Linked DNA regions of Homo sapiens: region 1 is linked to region 2. Evidence: chromatin loops called from intact Hi-C (ENCODE). Cell type or tissue: MCF 10A. All regions are shown on one strand. Links, peaks and the distances in the headings refer to the core of each region. The heading gives the core; the rest is flanking DNA.

Evidence for each region. A loop is a pair of places that touch in the nucleus more often than their neighbours do. Peaks named below come from ENCODE experiments on the same cell type or tissue, not always from the same donor. Only the 100,000 strongest peaks of a DNase experiment are listed, where the experiment ranks them.
Region 1: a loop joins it to region 2, with 12 times the contacts of the local background. A loop is called at or near these places in 106 of 110 quality-filtered maps.

The regions. Positions count from the first base shown.
Region 1 is chr1:153,979,347-153,989,414 of GRCh38, forward strand. It overlaps RAB13 (RAB13, member RAS oncogene family), which reads right to left and starts at 6,993. Exons shown (of 8, transcript NM_002870.5): 1 at 6,767-6,993; 2 at 5,375-5,435; 3 at 4,175-4,235; 4 at 3,873-3,950; 5 at 3,373-3,462; 6 at 3,189-3,254; 7 at 3,045-3,098; 8 at 2,304-2,830. The coding sequence starts at 6,890. The coding sequence ends at 2,753. RefSeq lists enhancers at 6,052-6,281, 6,595-7,096 and a silencer at 6,908-7,077. In MCF 10A, for the core only: a CTCF peak has its summit at 7,549 (motif pointing left); DNase peaks (open chromatin) are centred at 6,125, 7,035 and 7,565.
Region 2 is chr1:153,793,201-153,803,268 of GRCh38, forward strand. It overlaps LOC124904426 (a long non-coding RNA gene), which reads left to right. Exons shown (of 3, transcript XR_007066634.1): 3 at 1,948-1,994. LOC124904425 (a long non-coding RNA gene) reads left to right here and starts at 8,321. Exons shown (of 4, transcript XR_007066633.1): 1 at 8,321-8,394; 2 at 8,517-8,624; 3 at 8,753-9,434; 4 at 9,523-9,887. It also overlaps the pseudogene LOC343052. RefSeq lists enhancers at 1-46, 47-578. In MCF 10A, for the core only: a CTCF peak has its summit at 4,194 (motif pointing right); a DNase peak (open chromatin) is centred at 4,211.

The sequences.
Region 1 (10,068 bases), core at 6,120-8,619, 190 kb after region 2:
AAGACCAGCCTGACCAACATGGAGAAACCCCGTCTCCACTAAAAATACAGAATTAGCTGGGCATGGTGCCATATGCCTGTAATCCCAGGTACTCGTGAGGCTGAGGCAGGAGAATCACTTGAACCCGGGAGGTAGAGGTTGCGGTGAGCCGAGATCACACCATTGTACTCCAGCCTGGGCAACAAGAGCAAGAATTCATCTCAAAAGAAAAAAAAAAGAACTTAAGCATAAGCCACAAATAAGGTTTATCATTACCTCATCAATGCTTGGATACTTACATTTATCAAGTTATTACATTTTGCTGTGTAAAAAATATTATGTATGGTGAAAGGGGGATATATATATATTATGTATTAAAATATGTATTATATATTATATATTAAACATAATATAATTATATATAATTATATATTAAACATAATATATTATATATTAAATATATAATTATAATATATATTTAATATATATGTATAATATATAATTATATATTATATATAATATGTTATATGTTTATAAACATATACATGTTATATATATTATATATTTCCTATATATTTAATATATAATATATATAATTATACATTGTAATATATAATATAATATAATATATATATACTTAAGGATGCTGTGCATCAAGCCTGAATTTTTTTTTTTTTTTTGAGATGGAGTTTCGCTCTGTCTCCAGGCTGGAGTGTAATGGTGCGAACTCTGCTCACAGTAACCTCTGCCTCCTAGGTTCAAGCGATTCTCCTCCCTCAGCCTCCCAAGTAGCTGGTATTACAGGCACCCACCACCATGCCCAGCTAATTTTTTTTGTATTTTTAGTAGAGATGGGGTTTCGCCATGTTGGCCAGGCTGGTCTCAAACTCCCAACCTGAAGTGATCCACCCACCTCGGCCTCCCAAAGTGCTGGGACTACAGGCATGAAACAACGTGCTCGGCCCAAGCCTGAATTTTCTTTTGCATTTCCAGTAGTTTTGCCATCTTTGTTATTCAGCAAAGAGATGTTTTTGTTTTCGTTTTTGTTTTTTTGAGACAGAGTCTGGCTGTGTCACCCAGGCTGGAGTGCAGTGGTGTGATCTCAACTCACTGCAACCTCTGCCTCCCAGGTTCAAGTGAGTCTCCTGCCTCAGCCTCCCAAGTAGCTGGGACTACAGGCGCCCTCCACCACTCCTGTCTAATTTTTTTTTTTTTTTGTATTTTTAGTAGAGACGGGGTTTCACTATGCTGGCCAGGCTGGTCTTGAACTCCTGTTGTGATCCACCACGCCCAGCCAAAGAGCTGTTTTTGTTAAAGTTTGCTTGTCCCAGGCTGGGCGCAGTGGCTCACGCCTGTAACCCCAGCACTTTGGGAGACTGAGGCAGACTGATCACTCGAGCCCAGGCGTTCAAGACCAGCCTGGCCAACATGACAAAACCCTGTCTCCACTAAAAACACAAAAGTTAGCCAGGTGTGGTGGCACGTGCCTGTAATCCCAGCTACTCGGGAGGCTGAGGCAGGAGAATCGCTTGAACCCGGGAGGCAGAGGTTGCAGTGAGCTGGGATCGTGCCACTGCACTCCAGTCTGGGCGACAGAGCCACACTCGGTCTTAAAAAAGAAAAAAAGTCCTTGTCCCTCTGCTTGTAAGTACCACCAAAGGGCTATATTAACTGACTATTGGCCAGGCATGGTGGCTCACGCCTGTAATCCCAGCTACTTGAGAGGCTGAGGCAGGAGGCAGAGGTTGCAGTGAGCTGAGATCGCACTATTGCACTCCAGCCTCGGAGACAGAGCAAGACTCTGTCCCTAAAAATAAATGAATAAATAAATAAAATAACTGACCATTGTGCCTGGCACTTAGTAGATGCTCAATATACATATATGAATAAATGAACTTCTCATTTTCCTCACTAATAAAAGCAGATATTAATGCCTATCAAATAACTAAATGGATTGCTGGCAGAATCAAAGAAGCTTGCACAAATCACTGGATAAATCACTAGGTGCAGTTATTTCCCTGAGGCTAGGACTGTTAGAGTTCTTCTCGCTGGGAATTTCCTGTGCTCAGGACAAGGCTCTGCCCACAAGGGCATCCGGACCCCATGGCGGAAAGAGGATATCCAGACCTTCAGATCACTCTACCTCCTGCTCTTTGCTATTTTCCTTACCAACAGAACAGCTAGGGAAGAGACAGCAGTAGGATTAGTCCTGGTTCCACAGAAACCGAGCCTGATTTGGGTAAATCAATCACTTTGAAGACACAATAATTGGATTTGAGTGGAGAACAATTCTGACAATAATCCAAGTTACCCAAAACAGGAACATTTGTGCAAATGGTGGCCTTTAATACCAAGAAAGACCATGACAAGTGACAGAACAGGAGCAAATTCCCTAGTGTAGTGCCGAGCTAGCCTTTTGCAGGACCCTAAAACCTGATCTAGTAACAGAATAAATCAGTGTATTTACATTTATGTTTGCCCTGAAAACCCAGGTAAGGTCTGAAGCCTGAGGCATCTCTCCTTCCTTTCCTCCTCCCTCTCTTCCTACCTCCTTGCCTTCTTTCACTTCCTCAATTCATTCCTCTCCCTTCTCCCTTCCTCTCTCTTCCTTTTTTTCCTTTCTGCTTTTCCCTTTTCTCCTTTTTCTCCTCATTCTCTTTACCATCTACCTATGTGACCCTCCAAGCCCCTCTGCTATTTCTCCCCTGCTCACTCCCTCTGCCGTTGTCTCCCTCAGGTTCAGCTTCCGGGGTGGGGAGGCAAGAAAGGGTCCTCAGCCCAGGGAGCACTTGTTGGTGTTCTTCTTGTCACAAGTTTTCAGGTCAGTACTGGGAGGCTTGTTGCCGTTTCCCTAGAGGGAGAAGGGCACAGGTGTCATGGTGTGAATGGATGGTTAGGGTAGGAGGGTATAAACTGTTTAAAGTAAATCCACCCTCATGAGAAATCTTAGCATTGCTCCCCGTTTTTATCAACACCAACACACACACACACACACACACACACACACACATACATACACACACACACACCCCAGAGTTGTACCTAGTCCAGCAAAACCAACTTACTGATCTCCGGCCTCCTGACTTGAGCAAGATGTCCCGGGCCAGGGAACTAAAAGCCTAAAGTGGGGAACAGAGTCAGTTTGGAGGGAGGAGAATCTACCTTCTAATACTTCCTCTCTTGGTCGGGGATGGGGGTGTGGATCTCACCTCATCCACATTCATACTGGATTTAGCACTAGTTTCGAAAAATCGGATTCCATGCTCTCGAGCCAACTATAAGGGGTGAAGTGGGAAGAGAATTGAATTAAGGACAGCAGCCAAGTCCTCTGCAATGCAACCTATCTTGGCCCTCCCAGCCCAGTTCTAGAACATTGCTCAGCCTGGCCCTCACCTTATCGGCCTGCTCCTTCTGCACCTTCCTCTTGGCCTCCATGTCACATTTGTTCCCCAGCAAGAGGCGCTCCACCCCAGCCGAGGCATTCTGGGGGCAAAAGACAAGTAAAAGTTAGGTCCTGCCGGCTGGGAGCGGTGGCTCACGCCTGTAATCCCAGCACTTTGGGAGGCCAAGGCGGGTGGATCACCTGATGCAGGAGTTCAAGATCAGCCTGACCAACATGGAGAAAACCCGTCTCTACTAAAAATGCAAAATTAGCCGAGCATGGTGGTGCATGCCTGTAATCCCAGCTACTTGGGAGGCTGAGGCAGGAAAATCGTTTGAACCTGGGAGGCAGAGGTTGCAGTGAGCCGAGATCCTGCCATTGCACTCCAGCCCGGGCAACAAGAGCAAAACTTCATCTCAAAAAAAAAAAAGTTAGGTCTTGCCTATCCTGATGGACCCCTTCATTCTCCAGGTTCTAACCAGTTTCCCCATCTCTTTTGGAGGGTCCTCACCTCCTTGATGCTTTTCATCCAGTTCTGAATATTCTCGAAAGATTTCTCATCCGTGATGTCGTATACTAGGATAATGCCCTGGGAGATGACAAAATTCACCTTGGACCATGTTCCCATTGAGGCTTCCCACTGCCCTGTAAGTGACCCCGCATCCATGGGTCTAAACACTAGGCCATGTTGGGCCCTCTGCAACCCACACTGCACCCCTCCCATTTTTACCTGCCCCAACCCCTGACCCTTTGTATTCATAATATATTCTGTAGCCTCATCCTTCATCCTTTGTTCAGACCCACACTTCATACCATGGCTCCACGGTAGTAGGCAGTAGTTATTGTCTTGAACCGCTCTTGGCCAGCCGTGTCCCTAAAGAAGGAGAAGTTTTCATGGGATGGAATAGAGGGAAGAATTCTCCAACGGAATAATTCTTCCTCTCTCACAAGAATTTAGCTTTTGTAACATGGTGGGGCAACAGAATAAGGAAACAGTAAAGGGGAACGGGATTAAAGACAGTTGAGCTGATTTCCAGAGATGGTAGTGGCCCAAGAAACAAGATGTCTTTGCTTATTCATTGAATGTTTGCTATGTGTCAAGCACTGTGTATGTATCATTTTATCTAATCCTTACTCTTTCCTTGTAAGACATGTATTATTGTCTCTATTTTAAAAATGAGGAAACACGCCAGGTGCCGTGGCTTGCGTCTATAATCCCAACACTTTGGGAGGCTGAGGCGGGTGGATCACCTGAGGTCAGGAGTTCAAGACCAGCCTGGCCAACATGGTGAAACCTCGTCTCTACTAAAAATACAAAAATTAGCCCGGCCTAGTGGCGGGCGCCTGTAATCCCAGCTACTTGGGAGGCTGAGGTCGGAGAATCACTTGAACCCAGGAGGCGGAGGTTAAAGTGAGCCTAGATTGTGCCATTGCACTCCAGCCTGGGTGACAAGAGCAAAACTCTGTCTCAAAAAAAAAAAAAAAAAAAAAAGAGGAAACAGATTTGGATAGGCTGAATAATTAATGAAGGTCAGGCAGGAGATAACTAAAAGAACCAGATTTGCGCACCAGTCTGCTCTTATATGTCATAGCATAATGCCTCCACTAAGCTTCATACCACTTAAACACCTTCAGGGTCTATATTTGGCTCTCTGGGCTCACCATATTTTGGAGAAAACACTAGACTTAGAGTCAAGTCTTAATTCTGCCTTTGCCATTTAACTGCTCACAGCCTGTTTCCATGTTATGACTGAACAGTTGTTTGTTGTCAAATTAAGAGGATGCTCTGCAGCCAGAGGAGGCAAGAGTTACAAAAGAGTTGGAACTAGTTGGGAGAGCAGGAAGAGAGATGGAAGGACAGCTGAGTGCATCCGGAGAAATGCCAGAAGTGCTCCTTCTAGCACTTCTAGAAGGAGCAATGGGGAAAGGAAGAGAAATGAAACAAAATAGAAGGAAAAACGTGTAGGAGGTAAATGGGGAAGTCTGGCGAGGCATCCCAGAGGACTGACTTACCAGACTTGTAGTTTGATCTTCTTCCCCTCTATATCCACAGTGCGGATCTTGAAATCAATTCCTAGGGGTGGAAGGTATGCACTGAAGTTGAGACATGCATGCACACATGTAAAACTGTGTGATGGAAGGGACAGGAACGGAGCAGTGCTGGCACCAGAAATTCTGCAGGGGAGGCACTTGGGGAACAATCTTGTTGGAAATGCCAAGCTAGGAGAATTTTCCCAAAGCTGTATTTGTATAGCAAGAATACTATTTTTACGTACATTTTATGGATTTTGGGAGGGAAAAGGTGACGAAAATTCTGCATGGAGGCTTAAAATCCTTAGGCTGCCTCTTGGGTCCATTCAGTTATACCAGCTGACAACTCTCTGAATTCAGTCTCTGTCTCCCCCCAGATATTACTTTCACATTCCTCTTCTCTGTTTTCTTAGAGCCCTCTACTCTTGGTATCCCACCTACCCTCCTAGTAGAGAGTAAGGAAAAAAGTAGCTGAAGCCAGTCTATGTGAATTAACTAGTGGGCCAAACTTGGCACTAGGAAAGTCTGAGGCTAAACAGGATTACTTTTGAGACAATTAGGAAAGAGGGGCATTTTTCCTTTTCCTTTGTAACCAGAATTGTCGTGAGACTCTTCCTGTCTATTTCCCAAGCCAGAGGAGATGAAGAAAGAAGAGAAGGGAGGAGGGGAGACAATGTTCTTCTTAGTAGAAACTTGGGCACCTCCCCCAAGCCTGCTGGGGGCCCCTGGGAGGAGGATGAGTCACCAGGCTGACTCAGAGACCCCAAAAGTCCCCTCATTTCCACGTTCCTCACCAAGCTGGCTGCATATTCATGATCACAGTCCTTGGGCCACCCTCCAGCACACCCAGCCACCTTGTTCCACCCTTCCCAAACCCTTGTTCAGCTGAGGTGCAGGGAGACTGGGGCAGGGAACCTGGGAAGTAGATGGTGAGGTGGGGACACAGTGGGAGAGTTTGAAGCTCAGCAAGACAGAAAGAGGCTAGCATCGGATCGGGAGAAAAAGATGTGGCGGACAGGGATACAGGAAACATGGAGATAGGATCGAGAGAGTTCTAGGTGGTGGGGGTAGGGGAAGAGGGGAACAGAGAAAAATAGAGAAGAGTTCTTGTGGATTTGGGGAGACTAAGGCGATGGTACCAAGAAAATGAGGAGCTGGCAGCAGTTGAAGAGTTACCTGAAGGCCTCAGAGAGGTGAGAGGTTTGGTTACTATACAGAGACATGCACGGGGGAAGGGTCAGAGCCAGGGGTTGAGGGACTAGAATTTAGGAGCCTTACTCTAAGGGGACTGAAAAGTGGGGTCACTAGTAATCCGGGAGCCGGAGAAGGAGGTCACAGGAGAGTCGGGGTCTGGGACATGGCCAGCGGGCTCACCGATGGTGGAGATGTAAGTGTTGTTGAAGTTGTCCTCTGCAAAGCGAATGATCAGACAAGTCTTGCCCACCCCCGAGTCCCCGATCAGCAGCAACTTGAAGAGGTGGTCGTAGGCTTTGGCCATGGCGGACACCGGGGGAGCCGGGGGAGGGGTGGGGAGCGCCCGGCACTGGTAGGCGGGACTGGACGGTTGGCAAACAGAGCGGCACGGAGCCCAGGCCAGGAAGAAGTTTTCCTCCCTCTCCGCCCAGGCTCCGGGAAAGAGGAGAGGCGGCACCCCTCCGGGCTCCACCCCCTGCCCGCCCACCCTTTTGAGCAGGCCAAGGCTGCCAGCCCGGCCTCTGTTCTCTCGGTTTTCCCTTCCTAGCTTAGGCCGGCCTGTCTCTCTCGCTATTTTCCACAGCCTTTCGGTAATTGTAGCTCCCCTCTTAGGACCTTACTCTTCCATTCTGAGGCCAGAGAGGCTGGGGTGAAGGGAAGTAGAGGTTTAACCACGACGACCAGAAATTTTAGAAGAGAAATTTTAGAGGGATTAGGGGAAGAGAACCAAGAGTTTTGGGAATAAGGGTGAAGGTAGGGAGAGCACTAGAAATTGAAAAAAAAAAATGGGGCTGAGTTTTGGAGATGCTATTCAACGAAGCTAGAAGATGAGTTATCATCGGTTTCTGGGGCTGAGTAAAAGGCAGTCCTAGAATTTTACTGTTAGTTGTCCAAGCCCTTAGTTCTATGGGTCCCAATTCACTTTGAAAAAAGCGGGATGCGCAGAAGTAGGTTATTTGTTGAGTCAGTCTGCCCCCTGGTGGAACAGGGTGAAAACGTAAATTAGTTATACAGAATCGGCCCCACCACCCCAACACACACAGCCTACCTAGACACATCCTGGGGCTTCAGTTGGAACGATCTCTCTTATGGGGACCCATGTGTGATTTCTCTGACCAAATAGCTTAGGAAAACAGAGATTTGAACTAAAAATGTCATTCTTTACGTGAATCTTTTAATATGGCCCACTTAAGGTGCAGTACTCCTGAAATCTCACTCAATAGGCCATGAATGTGTAGCCTTGGTAACCAGGAAGCTGAAATATGAACAGCACGGGTATAAAGAAACAAGTTTGCCGGGCGCGGTGGCTCACGCCTGTAATCCCAGCACTTTGGGAGGCCGAGGCGGGCGGATCACGAGGTCAGGAGATCGAGACCATCCTGGCTAACATGGTGAAACCCCATCTCTACTAAAAATACACACACACACACAAAATTAGCCGGGCGTGGTGGCAGGCGACTGTAGTCCTAGCCACTTGGGAGGCTGAGGCAGGAGAATGGCGTGAACCCGGGAGGCAGAGCTTGCAGTGAGCCGAGATTGCGCCACTGCACTCCAGCTTGGGCGACAGAGCCAGACTCCGTCTCAAAAAAAAAAAAAAAAGAAAGAAAGAAAGAGAGTAAAAGAGAAACAAGTTTATCTCTGCCTTTAGAAAAAAATTATTCTTGCTATATGTGTGCTGGGGGTGGAAAAAAATACGAAACACGAAAGAAAGAAAATATTATCTAAGACCTGTTGCGGTGGCTCACACTTGTAATCCCAGCACTTTGGGAGGCCAACGTGAGAGGATCCCTTAAGCCCAGGAGTTCAAGACCAGCTTGGGCAACATAGTGAGACTGCTTCGACAAAAAAAAAAAAAAAAAAAAAAAAAAATTAGCCATACATGGTGGTGTGGCCTGTAGTCCCAGCCGCAGCTACTTGGGGGACAGAAGTGGGCAGAACACTTGAGCCCAAGAGTCCAAGGCTGTAGTGAGCCACGATTATGATGCCACTGCTCTCCAGCCTCGGTGATAGAGTAAGATCCTGTTTCAAAAAAATTTTTTATTTATTTTTTAATTAATTAATTAATTTTTTTGAGACAGAGTCTTGCTCTGTCGCCAGGCTGGAGTGCAGTGGCGCAATCTCGGCTCACTGCAACCTCCGCCTCCCGAATTCAAGCGATTCTTGTGCCTCAGCCTCTGGAGTACCTGTAATCCTCTGGGATTACAGGTGCCCGACACCACGCCCAGCTAATTTTTGTATTTTTAGTAGAGATGGGGTTTCACCATGTTGGCCAGATGGTCTCGATCTCTTGACCTTCTGATCCGCCCGCCTCGGCCTCCCAAAGTGCTGGGATTACAGTCGTGAGCCACCACGCCTGGCCCTATTTTTTTTTTTTTTTTGAGACGGAGTCTTGCTCTGTCGACCTAGGCTGGGGTGCAGTGGCGCGATCTCGGTTCACTGCAAGCTCCGCCTCCTGGGTTCACGCCATTCTCCCGCCTCAGCCTCCTGAGTAGCTGGGACTACAGGCGCCCGCCACCACCCGGCTAATTTTTTGTATTTTAGGGAGAGACGGGGTTTCACCGTGTTAGCCAGGATGGTTTTGATCTCCTGACCTCGTGATCTGCCCGCCTTGGCCTCCCAAAGTGCTGGGTTTACAGGCGTAAGCCACCGCGCCCGGCCTATTTTTATTTTTATTTTTTTAATTTTTATTGTTTATTTTGAGGTGGAGTTTCGCTCTTGTTGCGTAGGCTGGGGTGCAATGGTGTGATCTGGGCTAACCGCAGCTTCCGCCTCCCTGGTTCAAGCGATTCTCCTGCCTCAGCCTCGCGAGTAGCTGAAATTACAGACACCCGCACTACCCCCTGCTAATTTTGTATTTTTAGTAGAGACGAGCTTTCTCCATGTTGGTCAGGCTGCTCTCGAACTCCCGACCTCAGGTGATCCACCCACCTCTGCCTCCCAAAGGCCTGGGATTACAGGCGTGAGCCACTGCGCCCAACCTTTGTTTTTACTTTTATTTTATTTTTTGAGACAAAGTTTTGCTCGTCACCCAGGCAGAAGTGCAATGGCTCAATCTCTGGTCACTGCAACCTCCGCCTCTTGGGTTCAAGCGATTCTCCAGCCTCAGCTTCCCGAGTAGCTGGGATTACAGGCGCCTGCCACGACGCCCAGCTAAATTTTTTTTTTTTTTTTTTTTTTTTAGTCGAGACGGGGTTTCACCATGTTGGCCACGCTGGTCTCGAACTCCCGACGTCACGTGATCCGCCCGCCTCAGCCTCCCAAAGTGCTGGGATTACAGGCCTGAGCCACCGCGACCGGCAAAGAAAAAATTATTATTATTATTATTATTATTATTTGAGACGGAGTCTCGCTCTGTCGCCCAGGCTGCAGTGCAGCGGCGCGATCTCCGCTCACTGCAAGCTCCGCCTCCCGGGTTCACGCCATTCTCCTGTCTCAGCCTCCCGAGTAGCTGGGACTACAGGCGCCCGCCACCGCGCCCGGCT
Region 2 (10,068 bases), core at 3,066-5,565:
CTAAGCTATGCTCTTTTTCAGGAGGGTGGCGTTTAGGGGAGGGTATCCTCCAGAAATAGCAAGTCTCAAAGTCAGCTCTTGCCTGAGTCCCAGTCTCCTTTGGTGGAAGGGTAGTCCCTCTTTTTGCATGTTTTAAGTGGTCAGCCTGGCAAGGGGCGGGAGGCCTGGGTTTCTTTCTTCTCTTTAGGATGGGGCTGGTCCTCCACCTCCCACTGGCTGGCAGCCTCCCGGCCCCTGGTGGCCCCAATCCATTGTCCCAATAAGAATAGAGAAAACAGCTTTGGAAATTGACACTATGAATGGTGCTGGGGCTGCTGGGCTGGGACTGAACTAATGGGATGAGGTCCCCCACTTCAGGCCCAGGCTCAGCACCTGGGACGGTGACTCTACTAGGAGAGTGGGGGCTCTGCACCCCTCCCCAGGACCCCCAAATTAGACTTCAAGCCACCCCTGTCCAGGACATGGATCCCCAGGGATGGGCTTGGGGGACCAGATGCCCCAACTCCTCCTAGAACTTCACTCTCATTCAGTCAAAGTTTGAGAGGGAGTAAGGGGTGGGTAATGGGCTGGGAGAGATTTCTGGAAGCTGAGAAAGGGGCGGGTCTGACCCCCCAACTTTGCCCCGCTCTCATTGGCCCTCGCCCCCTTTCCCCGCCCCAATTGTCTCGGTGTCTGGGTCCTGGCCCTGGGAGGAGGGGACAGTGGGGATAGGAGTGGGGAGGGGGCTCAGGCTGAAAGCAGAGAGAGACCCAGCTCCAGGAACACGAAGGCAAGGACAGTAGCCTTCAGTCTCGACCCCAGAGCTTGGCACCCCAGAACCTGGGCTCCCCAAAGCAAGACCAGGGCCCCCACATTGTGCGCCAAAGTGCGGGGTGGAGAATGCCCACAGCCCAAGGGCCCCCAGGCTGAAGGCAGGAGACTGGGGCTGCTGGAGAAGTTGCCCAGGCTGAGGGGCCGTGCCTGGCAGGGACATGGGGCTGCTGCTGCTGCTGCTCCCAGGCTGGGGTAAGAGGCTGAGCCATGGGGGCCATAGGGAAAGCCAGGGCAGAGGGACGGGGAAGAAAAAGAGGCAGGCATAGGGGTGGGAGAGTTGCGGGGCAAGGTTGGGGAAGCAGAGGGATGGAGGTGGCCGGAGTGGAGATGGAGAAACCCTGAGGACAGCAGAGGAGAGGGGTGAGCAGGAGGGGCAGGCAGGGCTGCGGGAGAGCTGTGGGGGGTGCTCTAGGAGCCCAGGCTTTGGGGCACAGTGGCTAGAAGGGGACCTGGGGGCCACGTGAGGCAAGTGGCTGAGCAGACTGCGGGGCATGCAGAGGCAGGGCCCCAGAGGCTTACCCACAGATGTCCCTGAGCCAACCAAGGCTGGCTGAGCCCCCTGCCCATGTGCCCCTCGGAGGCTCTGTCTGCCCGCCTATCCACCCCATCTGCTGGGGGTCCTGGCTCAGCCTTACAGGCTGAGTTATTGTATTTATGGGGGTGTGTGGGAAGGGAGGCTGTGGGTTCACAGCTCTGCTCATGCATTTCTGGGCCTGTGCTGTTAGTGTCTGTGGCCCTGTGCTTATGTATTTGTGACTTTGAGTCTGTAGGGACATCTATGTGTGACCTGTGTTTGGGGCCTCCTTGAGTGTGCATCTGGGATGGAATCTGTCTGTGTCTAGAAGACCTGGTGGCCAGTGAGGTTGTGATTTTTAATCCAAGTGTGTGTGTGTCCGTGAATGAGTGTGTGTGAGTGTAAGTGTGTTCCTTCCCTATTCAGAGGCCAGGGTCCTGGTGGCGGGAGGGGGAAGGGGGAGAGCCAGGAGTCCTGGGAAGCTGACCCTGCAGGCAGACAGGCAGATGGGCCGGTGGGGGAGGGAGGGGGCGATCCCATTGTCCCCTGGGGAGCACAATGCTCACGCCTCAGCCCCTGACCTCACCATTGTGCCCACCCCGCCCCCTCCCCGTTGCCAGGGCCCAGCTGAAAGAGGCCATCAATCACAGCCGGCCCGCCAGGCCCACACCGCACCCGCCAGCCGGACAGTGGCCCGCCCTGCTCCTCAGATGGCCAGGCCCTGCCCTCTCTTCCCTGTTCCTCCTTTGCTGACCCAAAGTCTCCCTAAAGTCAAGTCCTGTCCCTTGCCCCTCGCCAAGGCTGGGAGGGAATCAAAGCCATGGGGGAGGTGGTGGACAAAGGGTGGGCCTCAGGGGGCCGCCGTGTTCAGGCTGTGCTGGCTGTCCCTACAGGCTGTGCTGCAGGCTCCGAGCTGGCCTTCGTGCAGGAGCTGGGGGACACAGTGGCTGTGTGGGAGCACCCACTGGTGCTGCCCTGCCAGGTGGAGGGTGAGCCGCCTGTGTCCATTTCCTGGCAGCGGGATAGGCTGGCCTTAGCCAATGAGAGTGGTGTCACCCTGATGCCAGATGGCTCCCTGCACCTGGCCGCCCTGCCTTCCCGCCGGAGCCTCCCTTCCCGTGCCCACGAGTACCACTGCGTGGCCCAGAACCGCTACGGGCGGCTGGTGAGCCGACAGGCCCGGGTACAGCTGGCAAGTAAGTGACAGGGCTGCTCCTGGGATTGGGGGATGAGAGTTGGTGGGGCACCCACAGAAGGCACCCATGGGGCCCAGACTCGCTGAGAGTGGGCCTGAGCAGGGCCAGCCCAGCCATTAGACACAGTGTACACACTGGTAGAGCCTCTGATTCTTTTAGGGGCCCACAAAAATGTTTTAACTTCTTCAAAACCAGAAGAAAAAAATGAATACAATAATAAATATGTAAAAATGAGTCCAGACTGGATTATACTTGTCTATATTCCAATGCCATTGTAAACTATGATTTAAAATTTTTGTAATGGAGGAAGGCAAAGTGCTTATAGCCCACAGAAGTCCTAGACATGAGGCTGCAGGGCTCTATACTGAAGAGGATGTGGCAGATGTGGGCACAGAGGTGGGGCCCAGCCCTGGGACTTGGTTGTGGGGGGATAGCCCAGGGCCAGCTCTGCAGGTGCCCAAGTGGCCCCCCCATCCTCTAGGTCTGTCCCGCTTCCACCAACATCCAGAATCCATTGAGGTGGAGCGGGGTGGAGTTGCTCGCTTCCAGTGCCTGATCCAGGGGGTGCCTGAGCCATCCATTTCCTGGGAGCACAATGGCACAGCCCTGAATACTGCCAACCACCGGTGAGCACCTGCCAGGAGTGCAATGGGACGGTGGGCTGTGGGCCAGGGCACAGGCCATGGAGCCCTGACCTCTGCATCCTCAGGGTCACACTGCTGCCTAGTGGCATCCTCCACATCACCAGTGTGAGCCAGACTGACATGGGAACCTACCGCTGCGTGGCATGGAATGTGGCCAGTACCCGCCACAGCCAGGATGCCCAGCTGACCCTGAGTGGTAAGCCAGGCCCAGTGTGGGCACTGGGCAGAGGGGAGGGTATGGTTGCTGTGGTTGTACATGGGACAGGCAGGCATTTTGAGCACCTATGACTGTGCCAGGTGTGGGAGGGCAGCAGGCTTGAGCCATCCCTGGCTTCCTGGAGCTCACAACCTGAGAGAGAAGGTGGTGCTGCGGGAACCCAGGGTTGGGCTGTGGGCAAGGATTGTCAGGGGCTTCTGGAGTAAGCTACCCCAAGCCGGGTGTTGAAGGGTGAGTGGAGAGAGGCAAGCCAAGGTCAGGAGGTAAGGGCGGGGGCATTTCCTTGGACAAATGCACAAGGGTGAGGACAACAAAGTTCACACAGGCAGTTCTGTGTTGCTGGACCACAGAATGGGCAGAATTCAGGGTAGCAAAGTTAATGTTGGCGAGTAGGCAAGGCACATACCATGAAAGGAGTTTGGACTTGATCCAGAGGGTAGTGGGAGCTCTGGAGGGTCTAGCGTTGGGGCTGAGTCAGCCTGTGTTTTGAACACGTGGCCCCCATACACATGGCGTGTAGATGTGCATGTGTTCGTGTATGTGTCTGTGCTTGCATGTACATGTGCATGTGTGCATGGACACTTGCACGTCTCCTTCTTGGGGTGAGGATGAAAATAGCTTTGTACCTGAGATGAAACACCCAGGATGACCCCACTTGCAGGCCAAATGGGGTGGGAGAGTTTTGTGCCCAAAGTGAAGGCCACAGCAGAGCCTATGAGGAGCTGGTGCCTAGCAGGAGAGGCAGGTTAGACCCTGCCTAAACCAGAGATGCCGCAGGTGTTTGTGAGGGAAAGTCATGCCTGAATCAGCCACTAGGGGGCTCCAGGGTATAAATAAGCAAGTGTACCACGGGACACCACTGCTGCACCTGGGCGAACTTTCAAAACATCTCTGACAAAATCTCACCGAAGGCTATATCTATTTTTTTGTTTTTAGACGGGGTCTCGCTCTGTCGCCAGGCTGGAGTGCGGTGGCGCCATCTCGGCTCACTGCAACCTCCGCCTCCCGGGTTCAAGCGATTCTCTTGCCTCAGCCTCCCGCGTAGCTGGGACTACAGGCGCCCGCCACCGCACCCGGCTAATTTTTGTATTTTTAGTAGAGATGGGGTTTCACCATGTTGGCTAGGATGGTCTCCATCTTTCGACCTCGTGATCTGCCCGCCTCAGCCTCCCAAAGTGCTGAGATTACAGGCGTGAGCCACTGCGCCCGGCCGGTATATAATTTTTAAACTTAAGACTGGCAGGGGAAGGGGGAACGGTTGTGTTTCTGATCTGTAACTGACTTAGAAACTCAAAGCGAGGGTGGGGGTCAGCGGCTCCTCTGCAGGAGCAGAGGAGCCCAATGAGGTCCCTCTGGCCTGTGGTGTTCCGTTCCTATCCACAGTCTGGGGCAGGAGGGCAGGGCAGGAGGCTATGTCTCTCAAGGCTATCGAGCAGACATAGGATTCTGCTGCCCGCGGAGCAGGGAGACGAATGGCCAGAGAGCGACAGGAGGTTAGCAGGAGGAGCAGGCGCCTGTTGGGGGCAGAGGACCAATCAGAAACCGAAGGCTCAAGGGTTGCCTAAAGGAGCTGGTGTCAAGAGTAGTCTTCCCCAGGGGCAGGAGCTGGGGACCAAGGCCCCAAGCCATTCACCCCTAATGCACTCAACTGCACACACCTGGACAGGCACTTACCCTGGGCGTGCACCAGGGTGAGACAGAATTTCCCAGACTTCAAGGAGCTCACAGCGGCTAAAGAGGGGATCCTCTTTGTCAGCTGTTCAGTGCTACCAAGATCCAGGAAGTCCCCCAGTTCTGCCAGTGCCTCTGTCATTGGGCAAGTTACTTAACCTCTCTGATCCTTGATCTTCTCATGTAAATGGGGGAAATAACAGTACTCCGCACACAGGCTGTGGTGAGGGCAAAATGGGACAATCTGTGGGGCTCGCAGCCAATGTCTGGCATGGGGAAGGGGTCGGCCCGGGTGGCCCAGCCTCCCCTCACTGAACTGTCTGGCCAGGCAGGACACAGCCTCTTTGAATGAGGCCAGGAGATTCCAGGGCAGCCCACAGCCTGTACTGCAGCTTGCAAGAGGCAAATGGAGAAGGGCTGGGCCCAAAGTAGGCCTTCAATCTATAGTTGCTGAATAAGTGAATGAACAAAACACAATCCTACACCTTGAGGGATAAAGATGTGTAAGACTTTAGACCAGCCCTTGAGAAACTTTCATTTTAGAAACATTTTATCTGAGACATTCTTAATAAAGGGCATTTATGAAAGGAAAGACACGTTAAGTTCTCACATGATACAAGGTGGTAAAGAAAATGAGGATGATGGCCTATGGGAAGGCAGAGCTCTGTTTCACACGATGTTGTTCACAACTGTGCTCCCAGTGTGAGGGTGCTGCCTGGCACATGGGAGCCCCCAGTGATGACCTGTTGAATAAACTAATGAAACGGGGGAGCATGGCATAAAATGAAGATGTGATTTAGACCCAAAACAAGAGTTACTTTGGGAAAACACATCCTTCCTAAGCAGCTAAGCAGGCTGAGGTCTTAGGAGGCTGGTCATGCTTTCTGAGGGAGCGCCTCCTACTAACTTTGTGGGTGCCTCTACCTGCCCCTCAGGGTGAGGCGCCCAGGGAAGGTGGGGCCACCCACAGGGTTTGTAGGAGGAGAATGCTCTCTCCTCTCTCTCCGCACCCCCAGTCTACCAGACCTTCAGCCTGATAGCTACTTCCATGGGACTTTGGGCAGGTCATTTTTAAAATCTGTAAATTGGGGATGGAATAGCAGCTGCAAAGCACACCTCTGAGGTCTGGTGACATTTGTGGGCTGGAAGAGTGTGCTTGGAGTAGAAGTTGAGTATTGGAAGGAGGTTCTCCTTTCCTGATCCAATTTGCTTGTTTCCACCACACAGTGGGACCCCTGAGGCTGCTGCAGGAGCCAGAGATCCTGTCTGGGCCTCAGAACCTGACCCTCACAGTGCACCAGACGGCAGTGCTGGAGTGCATTGCCACCAGTCACCCTTGGCCGCTTGTCTCCTGGAGCCGCCTGGGTGCGCAGCCGCCCCCCACCCCCTTGCTGTCTCTCAGAGCCCTGTTCCCTCGTCCTATCCCAGCCTGACCCCCCAACGCCTTCTTGCAGATGGCCGCTCCATCGGCGTAGAGGGCATCCAAGTTCTGGACATTCTGGACACAGGGAATCTCATGATCTCCGACGTCTCAGTCCAGCACTCAGGTGTCTATGTCTGCGCCGCCAATCGGCCAGGCACCCATGTCCGGCGCACAGCGCAGGGCGTCCTGCTCGTGCAGGGTGAGCCCCAAGGGCCCAACTGGGTGGGGAGAGTGCTGGAGCACCCCAGCTCCCTGACAGGAGCCTGGATCTGGAGAGGGTCCAGGGCAGGAGGCAAGAGGCTGGGTCTCACGGCACCTTCCTCCATGCTATTGCCTGCCCAGCTCCCCGAGTTTGTCCAGTGGCCACAGTCCTTGTCCAAGCCTCCGGGCAGCAGTGCCATCTTCACCTGCGTGGCCCAGGGCGTCCCTGAGTCCCGTCTGGTCTGGCTGAAGAATGGGAAGGTGTTGAGTCCTGGGAATAACATCAGGCTGACTCACAACAATAGGTACTCGTGTCTCACCACTCCCCACTGCCCACTGGCAATGGTAGGTCCCCCTACCCACCCTGGGCGTCCACCCCCACCTACATGCAACACTCACTACCTAAATCTCAAAAATCCACACCCATCCACAAACCCCCAGCAAGTTACCTTCTACTTCCAGCAATTCCCCCCTCCCCCAGGAGGCTCTGCCCTGACTGCTCCATTACAGGTAATGTCCCCACACAGCCTCCTCCTCTAGGGCCACTCCACTAAGTCTTGGTGGGAAAGGGCTCCCAGTAGCTGAGTTTGTCTTTCTCTAGTACGCTGATGCTGGCAGGGGTTTCAGTTGAGGATGAGGCCATCTATCAATGCGTGGCAGAGAACAGCACGGGCTCCAACCAGGCCAGTGCCCGCCTGGTTGTGACAGGGGGCCCAGAGCCACCCCGTCCCCAGGGGCCTGCATGCCATGGCTCTCTCTACTTCTGCCATTCGAGTGTCCTGGGAGCCACCCCCCCCTCCAGCAGGGACATCATTGGCTACGTGCTGCACCTCCGGCCTGTGGGAGGTGGGTGTGGGTGGGTGGAGAGGGCTTTGACCTCAGAGCAGGGCCAGGGGCCAGGAGTCCCTGGCACCAGCCCATCTCTGCTCCTGACTGCTGATGTCCTGGGTGAGTCCCTCTCACTCTCTGAGCCCCAGTCTCCTCCATGACCCCAGACCCTTCTGGATTCTTCCCAGGCCTCTGGGCCTGTGGTTCTCTGGGCTGGCTGCCTCTGTACATGGTCTTTTGGTGCTTCCTTACTGCTTTTCAGCTTGACTCTAGGCCCTTTCCTCATCCTCATCCTCATCCTTTCTCAGCTTAGCTCCAACTTCTGTAGCTCCCTTCCCTGCTCTCCTTGGAGGCTTGGCTGGCCCAGCCAGGCACCAAGAGGGGCTTCGTCCCCAGTTTGTGAAGGTGTGGGGACGTGGCTAGTGAGAAGATGCTGCTTTGCTCCTCAGAGCCATCTGGCCCGGAGCTCCAAGAGGCCATAAGCAAAGGCACTTCTGAGCACGTCTTCTCCAACCTGGAGCCTGCCACAGCCTACACCATCCATTTGCGGGCCTACTCAGCAGAGGGTGCCAGTCAGGACTCTGCTCCCATCTTTGCCTCCACCATGGGCAGCAGTGAGTGACAGCCTCTCCAGCCCTGGGAAGTCCCTGGCCTCAGGTGGGCAGGGACTGCCAACTAGTTTGCTTGTTTTCCTCTGCAGCCCCTGCTGCCCTGGGCTTCTCCACCAAAGTGCTGAATGCCACCTCTGTGCAGGCCTCCTGGGAGCTGCCACCCCAGCTGGGGCCCATCCAAGGCTTCAAACTTTCACCGCAAGCTGCCTGCTGCCCATTTTCAGGGGCCTCTGCTCCTGGCCAGCAGTGTCAGCTCCTTCCTCTACACAGACCTGGGTGAGGCTCTGAACCTTCCTGTGCCACTCAAGGCCTGCCTTTCTCAGTGTGATCTTGCCCCAGGTACTGAGCTTCCTGGCCCAGAAATGCCCGTCCCCTTCACATTCCCCTGCTCCCGGCAGAACCGGCTGCTCTCTATGACATCAAGCTGCAGGCGTTCAATGGCAATGGGGATGGAAATAGCAGTGCCCGCTGTGTCTCATTGTGTGATGTGCCCCTGGCCACTCCTGGTAAGTGGGGTCTGGTAGGAGGGTAGTAGGGCTGGGGTCAGAGCAGGCCCCTCTGATAGGACCCATGGCTGCCAGTCTTCAGGAAGAGGGCTGGGCTTCACCTCCAACCCTGGTCCTCTCTCTGACAGATGGCACAGTGTCCACAGAGTCCAAGACTGGGTGCTCTTGCAGCCAGGGTGAGAGCAGCCCACTGCCTGGGGTTGTGGTGGGCATCCACGTGGGCCTGGCTGCCCTCATCATTTGCCTCCTCTGCCTCTTCCTGGGCTGGAGACATAGCTAAGGGCCAGGTAAGGGCTAATGTGGGAAATCTGCCAGGGAGACAGTCTGCATCACTGTGGCACAGGGCCAAAGAGAGCAAAAAAGCCCCAATCTACAACCAATCAATTTTACCAATGAGGAGACTCAGGCAGAGAGAGGAAGCCAATTCTTTTCAGAGCTGTGTGGTACCAGGGGCAGGAGAAGGCCTGCCATGAGCCGGGAAGAGAGAACTGGGGCTCCCAAAGCAAAGAACAAGGGCAGCAGAAATGAGCTAGAGCCAGTTCCCTGCCATCCAGCAGCATGAAGAGGGGTCCACCCTCTCCATCTCTGGGGAGCATGGAGCAGGAGGAGGGGTTGGGAGCCATGCGAGGCAGAGGGAGGCACCAGACAGACCACACTGCTGACCCTTCCTACCCGGGCAGCCTCCTCTGCAAACAGGAGTCCCAGGAATGCTGGGCAGTGCCTCGGACTGCCTCGGACAGAACTGGGGGCCATCAAGGCCAGACTCAGAGTGGAGGGAAGCTGGGGGAGAAGACTGAACTCACCACCCAGGTGAGGCGGATTCAGTGATGGGGAATGAGTGGGGGAAACTGGAGTGTTTGAGGCCTTGGTCCAGAGGCCTGACCTCCTTCACCCTCAGGTGACTGTGGAACAGCTGGCCTTGGCCTAGGGCCCTCCAAGTTGGCTCCCTCCGAGATGCCACTAACTCCAGATACACCAAAGAATCTACCTCACCTGTCCCTGTCACCCCAGAGTCAGGAAAGAACCAAAAGTCCCTCAGCTCCTCTCCGGGGAGGGGCAGGACTGGCCATAGTGGGAGAGAAGAGGGTGTGGTTTCTCTGTTCCTCCCAGACCTCAAGAAATGGGAGAATCTGCATCCCTTCCCCCAACACACCAAATAACCTCAAACTAAACCAAGCCCAGCTGGGAGTTACCCCCAACCCAGTTACTCCTGCCTCATAACCCCATCCAGTATATTCACCTCTTCTTGATCCAAATATGAACCTGCCCAAAGACACCTAGCTTTAAGGGTTCCCCACAAAATGGCGGCAGGGGAAGAGGCTCTGTCATCACCTCCATCTCACAACCTGAAGCCCTCCAGTCTAAAATCTGTCTCTGTCTCCTCGTGCCCAAGCTGAGCTCTGCCCAGGGACAGGCGACCTGCATTCCTTGTGGTCCGAGTGAG